Linked DNA regions of Homo sapiens: region 2 is linked to region 1. Evidence: chromatin contacts called from ENCODE Hi-C or POLR2A ChIA-PET data. All regions are on one chromosome and are shown on one strand. The core of a region is the stretch at or near the end of the contact, and the rest is flanking DNA. Distances in the headings are between cores, read along the strand shown.

Region 1 (4,599 bases), core at 632-3,131:
TGTGGCTGCAACTGTTGTGGTCACTTAGGCAAGCTCTTGTGTCTTTGATGCAGGAGTTTGAGCAGCAGCAACTGAAGGCTTCTATTTTGTGGGGCAGACATCTTAGCTACTGAGCAAGTGCACAGTGAGTCTCATGTGGATATGCCTGAATGTCCAGCGTCAGTTCATGGAGCTACTCCCTTTCCCTCCCAACTTTTCGTTGTTGTTGAGACAGGGTCTTGTTACCCAGACTGGAGTGCAGTGGCACCATTGTAGCTCACTGCAGCCTCAACTTCCTGGACTCAAGTGATCCTCCCGCCTCAGTCTGTAGCTGCGTCTACAGGTGCACACCAGCACACCTGGCTAATTTTCGTAATTATTTTTTTGTAGAGACAGGTCTCAACTCACTATGTTGCCCAGGCTGGCCTCCTCACTCTGTGCACACACTTTGAAAAGAAAATGCTTCTGGTCGGGCGCGATGGCTCACGCCTGTAATCCCAACATCCCAGCACTTTGGGAGGCCGAGGCAGGCGGATCACCTTAGGTCAAGAGTTCAAGACCAGCCTGACCAATATGGTGAAACCCCCTCTACTAAAAATACAAAAATTTGCCGGGTGTGGTGACGCATGCCTGTAATCCCAGCCACTCAGGAGGCTGGGACAGGAGAATTGATTGAACCCGGGAGACAGAAGTTGCAGTGAGCCAAGATCCCCACTGCACTCCAGCCTGGGCAACAGAGCGAGACTCCGTCTCAAAAAAACACACAAGAAAAGAAAATGCTTCCTACAGAATTTTCCCTTTATGCCTTGTTTTCCATTTGACAACAGAAATTACCCCAACAATTTTTTTTTTTTTTTTTTTTTTTTTTTTTTTTGAGACGGAGTCTCGCTCTGTCACCCAGGCTGGAATGCAGTGGCACGATCTTGGCCCACTGCAAGCTCCGCCTCCCAGGTTCACGCCATTCTCCCGCCTCGGGAGCTGGGACAACAGGTGCCCGCCACCACGCTCGGCTAATTTTTTGTATTTTTAGTACAGACGGAGTTTCACCGTGTTAGCCAGGATGGTCTCGATCTCCTGACCTCGTGATGCACCTGCCTTGACCTCCCAAAGTGCTGGGATTACAGGCGTGAGCCACTGCGCCCGGCCAATAATTTTTTTAGTTTAAGTTCATTTTTGTCCCCGCTGATGAAAGTTAGAGCTGCTTCCTCCAGGCAGCCCTGGGAGTAGGGGCACAGACTTGTGCCTCGCTTCCCAGCAGCTGCCCAGTGCCTCTGTCCACACCCACCTCCCTGGTGTACTTGCCCCCTACAGCAGCAGCCCAGATCCTCCCCTGGATTAAAATTGCAACTGGTGCCCTAACCCAAAACTTGAGAAAAAATTCTCTATCACATCCACTCTTCTGGCATTTGTAGAATCTCTGGCCCTGGGTGTGTCTTTTCCTGTAGCTGTTACAGATTTCTTAAGCAGATTTCTTAAGCAGATGGACATGTCCAGATTCATGCCTAAATATCCAGTTGATAACTGGAAAATGCTGGTTCACGGTTCTTTAGTAAAGATTAATAAGGGATCCCCATGTGCTGGGGAGTGTGCTTCCATTTGAGTGGGGATATCAGAAGAAAAAGAGGGGCTTGTGTAGTAAACCTTACTTTGCCAATTCAGCTGTAGAGCCCAAATTGTTACAAGATGCAAAGATGTACTCCACTTTTTGACCAAGCATCAGCACCTTTGGCTTACCATCCAGTCCTTACTTCTGTGACTGTAAGGGCCCCACCAGTGTCAGCAGACTTGTTTGTGCTTTGGGGGAACTCTCTTCTCAGCTCCCTTTGCCAGTCCCAAGCCTGGTGGATCTGCATCTCACGCCCACTGCACACCGTTCCTCTCCATCTGCCCTTCCCTCCCAGGCCCCCGGTCGGGGGAGCAGGTGTGGCAAGTGTTAGGAACTCCCTTCTGGTGACAGCTGGTCTTCCTAGAGTGTTGCTGGTAACTATCGCCTCTTGGTCTTCTGACATCATTGCCAGGAACGGGGCACTTTTTCGTCTTGTAGTTTGGCCCTCGGGTTTCCTCACTAGGTATTGTGTAACTCCCTCAAAAAAAGGTTTATGAAATGCTGAACCTCAGGTTTCATAGACGTCTTTGTACACTAAAAATTCTGCAGCAGAATATTTTTAAACATTCGCAGTTTTTTGTAAGCTATATTTTTGTATATTTAATTGCTATTTTAAAATTTTAATGCATTTTGCTAATCACTCCTCAAAAATAAAACATGCATGTAATTGACTCAAACGTGTAAATAAAAGCAAATTTTGAAAAATAGTGTTGTGCATATGCCTTTGAACAGAGGGAACATCCATGTGCCACTTACGCAAGCACCTTCAGCAAGACTTGGAAACTCAAGGTGAGTAATTCTATCAGAGCTGGTAACTAGTACTGAGTGATTGTGATGGAAGCCCCTGCCCTTCCTGTGGCATAGTGTGCAAGCGGGGGTGGGGTCAGTGGTGAAGAGTGTGTCAGGCCACCACAGCCAGAGAACAGAGAATCCTGGAATGCAGAGTACAGTGGAGTCTGAAGCCCCCTGGCCTCCCTGAGCTCTGCAAACAGCTGGATACAGATAAGCAGTCTTCCACGTGAACGCCAGCACCAGGGTGACCTGAAATAGCGGATTTTTTTTTTTTTTTTTTTTTGAGACAGTCTTGCTGTCACCCAGGCTGGAGTGCAGTGCAGCAATCTCGGCTCACTGCAGCAACCTCTGCCTCCCAGGTTCAAGCAACTGTCTGCCTCAGCCTCTCGAGTACCTGGGATTACAGGCACGCACCACCATTCCCGGCTAATTATTTTTGTATTTTCAGTAGAGACGGGGTTTCACCATGTTGTCCAGGCTGGTCTTGAACTCCTGACCTCAGGTGATCCACCCGCCTTGGCCTTCCAAAGTGCTGGGATTACAGGCATGAGCCATTGCACCTGGCCAAAGTAGTGGAACTGAGCCTGTTTCCTCCACAGGCCACACCACCCTGCAAAGAGTTGCCCCCACCCCAAGCCCCTAGCTATATCCCAGGCCTGGAAATAACTAGTGTCAGGAGAAAAAACGTCCAAAGCCTTCCTGTGTGGCCGTTGCTGCTCTCCTCACCACCCCTCACTAGGACCGAGTGGCTTCCCAGCTTCCATCAAGGCCAGCCACGATCTTGCAACCAATTGTGGGCAACCTCAATTCAGATGCCTAGAGAGCTCCTCTTCTCAGTCCCCTGAGCCACAGGCCCCTGGCCAGCCTCTCCCTGAGCAGTCGTTTTCTTTGCAGCTTCCTCCGTCACTGCTCAACTCTCGGTTATTTTTCTCACCCTACCTTAGAACTCATGAAATCCCCCTTGCTTTGCCCACCTACATGCATATCATTCTCAGCTCTGTATCTCCAACCCAAATACCCAGTGCTTATTTGGAGTCTCAAAATCACGTAGTCCACAAATGAGCCCAGGTGCCCTCTTGTATCTCTCCTCCCTCCCCTGTATCCAGTCACCACTTCCCAACACAGCCCTCTAAGCATCTCTCCATTCTGGCCATCCACTTCTCCCCTCTCCATTCTGGCCACCCACCTCCCATCTTAGTTCAGGCCTTCCTTTCTCACCTGGACCACGGTCACAGCCCCCTTCATGGCCACTAGTGGAGGGCAGACTGAAAGGGACAGCTGCTAAGACAGGGAAGTGGCAATGGTAACAGCAGAGTTTATGGGCACCTCACAACCTGAAGGTGGTGAGACGGCAGTAAGCTGGGATGAGGATGTGGGCACTGCTGCACAGAGATCAACAAATGCAGAGAGAAGGCAGTGTCTCGGGGCTGGAGCTCAGAGGTAAGGGGTGGTTGAAGTGTTCCCTGGAAATCAGTCAAGGTGATGCTAATGACTGCTTGGGGAGACCCAGGACTGAGGCTGAGGACAGCCACAGCTAACTGTCAGCAGAGAATGAACCAGAACATTAGTAGCCTGGGTGGCAGGACAGGCAAGAGGGCTCTGCTGAGTGAGAACTGAGATGAGGCTGTGAAATGAATGCCAGATTCGGTGGCATGGGATTCACTGGTGGCCTATCAAGAACCCTGCTGTGAGCCGGGCGCAGGGGCTCACACCTGTATTCCCAGCACTTTGGGAGGCCAAGGCAGGCGGATCACCTGGGGTCTGGAGTTCGAGACCAGCCTGGCCATCATGGTGAAACCCCATCTCTACTAAAAATATAAAAATTAGCCAGCCATGGTGGCACATGCCTGTAGTCTCAGCTACGCAGGAGGCTAAGGCAGGAGAATTGCTTGAGCCTGGAAGGCAGAGGTTGCAGTGAGCTGAGATCGCCCCACTGCACTCCACCTGGGTGACACAGCGAGACTGTCTCAAAAACCCTGCTGTGGAGTGACAGGGTTTACTGAGCACAAGGTGGAACATGAGGGAATGGACTAGTTTCTCTAGAGTAGGGGGAGGGCCCACGGAGGAGGAAGCTCAAAGCGAGGCAGAAGGGGACATCAACAGCGTCTTCCCAACTCAGGCACCAGAGACAGACAGTCCCGGGTTTGAGTCCAGCTCTACTCTTTTCCAGCTGAGTGACCCTGGGCAGCCTTACTCATCCGTTCAGTTTCCTTTTCTGTTAA
Region 2 (4,599 bases), core at 1,412-3,911, 270 kb before region 1:
TTGCTTCCAGAGATCCTGGAAGCCGGGGTACCCCCTACCCTGCCCAGCCACAGTGAGAAGGGGAGCCAGTCCAGCCCTTCCCATGTCTCCATCTGCAGCCTGAAGAACCTCACCAACAACCGCTAGTGCATGACAGTGAGGATGCCGCCAGAGCAAGTGTAGAAAATGCTGCTGTGCAGCTTGACTGAAGGAGAGGCCCAGGAAGGTGGTTCCCGAGGAAGGTGGCTGATGGGAAAGACATGAGCATAGTGAAATGTGGGTAGAAAGGATGAAGTAGAATGATAGGGGACGGAAAGGACGAGGCGACGTCCCTGCACTTGAGGCATGGGAAGCACAGGTGGAGGGTCAGCCTAGGAGAGGCAGAAGCCTTACCTGCCACTGTCTGCAGGGAAGCTCCAAAGGACAGGCATGAAGGCTGGTGAGCTTGTCGATGGGTGAGGAAGTTGCCTCCAGGTGGCTTCTATTTTGTCTATGAAGCAAGAGACCAAATTGCCTATTGACAAATGATGGTGGAGAGGGGTGTCCTCCGGATTTCCACCATTTATCTTGGCTTCTTCAATCCCTTGCTTATTCATTCTGCAAATATTTATTGATAACCTATTATGCTAGGCACTATTTTGGACTCATTGGACGTGCAGAAGTGAACATAGAACTTACATTCGGGGTTGAGGGAAAATAAATAAACACATAAACATCAAAACCAAAAACATCGGGGAAAGAGAAGGACTATGAAGAAACAGGCAGGATGAGAGAGCAGAGAGTGCGGGAGGCTGTGGAAACAAGGTGCTCAAGGAAGTCTTTTGCTCAGGAAGTCTTCCCAAAGAAGTGACATCTGAGTAGAGATCTGAAGGCAGCAGCAAAGAGCCTTGCAAATATCTGGGGTACGGGGGCATTTCAGTTAAGGAGGACAGCCAGGGTAAAGGGAAGGAGAGGGTGGAGAGGAGGTGCGACCCAGGGAGACAGATCACATAGGATGTTGGAAATCACCTTTGATCGTTAGCATGATGGTTGTTACTAAGAACCAGGGAAGTGGCGTGGCTGGATTTATATTTTGAAAGGATCATGCTGCTGCTGTGTAGAGGACAGGCTAAAAGGGACAGTCGTGGAAAAAGGAACCCCACTTAGGAGGCTGTTGCAGCCATACACAGCAGAGATGTGAGGAGCGGTGAAGGAGGCTCAAAGTCATCAGACTCAGGATGTGTTTTGTAGGGAGAGCCAACAAGATTTGCTGATTGCAAATCTGATGATCAGATGTGGAATATGAAAGAAAAAGGAGTTGATGATGGCCCAGGTGTTTGCCCTGGGCCAAATGGTGGTACCACTTACTCAAATGTGGAAGACCAAGGGTAGATTAGATTTAGGAAGAAGCAGAATTTCTGCTTTAAATATGTTAAGTCCCTGGAAAGATTCTGCAGGCAGTGTTGTTATTTGCTTTGCTTCGGCCAGCAGGTGTGGCTCTGTTTTTTTCCAGCAGCAACTGATGGTGGCCCAGCCGTAGCTGTAGACTGAATGCTGATTGGAATTGTGTCAATTGGCTTTAACAAAACAGGGGGTAAGAGAGTTGAGGGTATTAGAAAGAGACCCAGTGAAATGACAGACCAAATGTAAAACTCCAGTCCTGGAACCAATTTTAATTAGTTTGAACTGATCAGAAGTGACAGAAGCCTAACCCAAACTAATTTGAGCAAAAGAGGAGGAACCAATGGCTCAAGTAACAGAAAGCACACCCAAGTAGCTCATAGAAGAGAAGAAAGAGCTTCAAGGCATAATAAAGTGGCCACATGACCTTGAACTGGGGATGAAAGACAGCTGTGTAACCCCATGTGCCCCATGTATGGGAGTGGGATGGTAGCAGATCTAAGACAAAAGGGAGTAGCTGGGACTACAGTGAAATGGAGAGGGAATACCCAATCCAACGCATTGAAATTGCACAAACACAGAGTTTGCAGAAATAAAATGTGCCTAACACTTTGCATTCTCTGAGAGAGATCCAGGCTTTGAACGTTCTGGCAAAATCGGTGTTAAACAATCACCGCTAGAATCATGGGAAGTGAGAAGACTTTTGTACCTACCAGTCTCAAGCTGAACAGTATGAAACAGGGCAGTGAACGACCCCCTTTTTTAATATTAAATACATAACACAAGATTAGATGTCCTGGCTGCCACCTTAGTAGAGCAACAACTCTGCCTGCGTGTTGATGGCTTGATTGTCCTACACAAATAAGGAGTCTCAACAAACAGCCCAGCCAGTCATTATAAAGAATACAGCCTTCTGTAACTCTACCATTAAGTTTGGCAGACCACTAATTAGACAGGCAATTCTCAAGAACTGAACCAGCAGCCTAACTCACTCTGCACCTTGGAGTTACCCTTGAGCTCACCCCCAACAGGACCTAGTAAGTTAAGGTGACTCAAACTAGAGGTGCTTCACTCCTACATTTGTTTGCAGGAGGGGCAGACACTCCAGGCAGCTCCCAAGAAATAGGATATAACATATTACTCACCTGTCATACAGCAGCAAAGGCAGCAAGAGACAGCGCCTGCCAAATACCCCAGGCCCTTGGAGGACACAGTTCTGAGGTTTGCACAAAGCCACAGCTAAATACCTTCACCTGAAGTCCCTGATGCCCACAGCACGAGAAACCATGCAACCAATTCTCCATAGAACCTGGTGCAGGAAAGAACTTTCCTCTCCTGTGAACTTCTACCAGGCAATGGGAATTTTATAGGAATCATTGGCATGGGTGTTGGCCTGAGCGTGCCACATTTGCCACTTCTGATAGAGCCCTTTGGGTTTCAATCTATGCCAAGTCTATTGTGAAACTTCATCACAGCATGAAACATATCCTGTGTTCCTTGTACGTCATACCTCCTCACTTCTGAATGGCTCTTGCTCTTCCTTGCTCATCTGTAGTGAGTGAGTTTGGTTTTTGGAACTGTCAATCATAAATGGTATCCACATTATGCAATTATTGATGTGGAGGCAGCACACTGCAGGAGGTGCCCCCTCTGGCGCCTGTCCCTGCCTGTGTGTCCAAAGGCTCCCCCTCGGCTTCCTCCCCGGGTTGCTCCCTTCCCCACGAGGTCATGTCCTCTCCAAGCCGAGTAGCCTTGCATGGCCTCCCCGAGGTCCTTCCGAGAACCTCCATTTCCTCTGCTGTGGAACAATCCCAACCCCTCTTTCGTGGTTGCAGATGCAGAGAGGATAAGGGGATACAGGCAATGGAGCTGGTAAACAGTGACATCCTATATTAATTTGAGGTCACTGCTTATCACCAGGCAGCCAGTGGGGCCTAAGAGGGCCCCTCCTCCCTTTATCTGCTCTCAGATGTGTCATCTCTGCTGCAAGGAGGAAATTAGCTGGGCCAATATGACCATGTTTTGGAATGGGAGAATGGAGGGAGGCATTCTCAGACTCTTGAAACTTTCTTCCATGTATAACTTGATGCATTTTTACCAACGTGTATGCCCATGCAACCGCCACCCAGATCAAGATGTGGAACACTTCCGTTACCCCAGGAAGTGCCCCCATCCCACTCCTGCCCAGCCGCCACCCCCAGCCCCTCATTTCCAACACAGTAGATTAGTTTTGCAAGTTCTTGAACGTTACATAAAAGAAATCATATAGTACATAGCCTTTTGTCCGGCTTCTTTAACTCAACATAATGTTTTGAGGGTTTTTGTTGTGTTGTTGTTGTTGCTGTTGCTGTTTTGAGATGGAATCTTGCTCTGTTGCTCAGGCTGGAGTGCAGTGGCATGATCACAGCTCACTGCGGACTCAACCTTCTGGGTTCAAGCATTTCTCCCACCTCAGCCTCCCCAGTAGCTGAGACTATAGGCACGCACCACCATGCCCAGCTAATTTCTGTATTTTTTGTGGAGACGGGGTTTCGCCTTGTTGCCCAGGCTGGTCTTGAACTCCTGAGCTCAAGCAATCCACCTGCCTTGGCCTCTCAAAGTGCTGGGGGTACATGAGCCATCATACCCTGCCAACATAACATTTTTGAGGTTAATCCATGTTGTTGCAAATATCCATTCCTTTTATTTATTGCTATATAGTATTCCATTGTGTGAGTGCACTGGAATTCATTCTACTGTTGATGGACATCTGGGCAGCTTCCAGTTTTTTAGCTGTTAGGGTCCATGTTACTGTGGACACATTGGTATATATGTTTGGTGAGCACCTGCACGCCTTTCTCTTGGGTGTATACCCAGGGGTGGGAACGCTGGCAAGCACATGGCCAGTTTTAGCTGACTCCGCCACAGTCCCCCAGTGTGGTCGTACCACACCCACTCTCTCCAGCAATGGCCTTAAGCTTTTTTGGTGGCACCAGCCTCTTCTTTTCATCATACAATAGAACGAGCCTACACCACGCAGTCAGACAGACTTCAGCTCATGTCTCGGCACCTCTGAGCAACCCTGGGCAAGTTACTTAACTTCTCTGAGGTTTCACTTGCCCACAGGAATAAATAAAGCCTGAGTTGGCATCACTGTCAAATCAGTATCACATTCACATGGCATAGTGCCAGGCAATTGGCACTAAGTGAATATTCTCTCCCTCCCTCTTACCCACCCATGAAGCTCCCTGAAGTGCAGTC

What was found. A loop is a pair of places that touch in the nucleus more often than their neighbours do. ChIA-PET counts read pairs that join two places held with the same protein, here RNA polymerase II (POLR2A).
Region 2: a map of K562 shows a loop between it and region 1 (4-fold over the local background). The contact joins the promoter of LINC01433 here to the enhancer-like site in region 1. A Hi-C loop is called at or near these places in 1 of 168 maps with a recorded cell type or tissue (K562). POLR2A ChIA-PET finds 5 or more read pairs at or near these places in 1 of 52 experiments (activated CD4-positive, alpha-beta T cell).

Annotation. Positions count from the first base shown.
Region 1 is chr20:3,925,002-3,929,600 of GRCh38, reverse strand. It overlaps PANK2 (pantothenate kinase 2), which reads right to left. Exons shown (of 7, transcript NM_001386393.1): 7 at 1-4,599. RNF24 (ring finger protein 24) reads left to right here. Exons shown (of 6, transcript NM_001134337.3): 6 at 1-2,290. Among named protein-coding and RNA genes, the nearest start is that of MIR103B2, 9.7 kb to the right of the region's middle. RefSeq lists an enhancer at 3,396-3,565. Within about 2 kb of position 1,881, at least 9 of the 41 ENCODE cell types and tissues checked have a DNase peak (open chromatin) inside an H3K27ac peak, as active enhancers do.
Region 2 is chr20:4,191,152-4,195,750 of GRCh38, reverse strand. LINC01433 (long intergenic non-protein coding RNA 1433) reads right to left here and starts at 2,661. Exons shown (of 3, transcript NR_033917.1): 1 at 2,505-2,661; 2 at 373-469; 3 at 1-225. RefSeq lists a silencer at 334-515.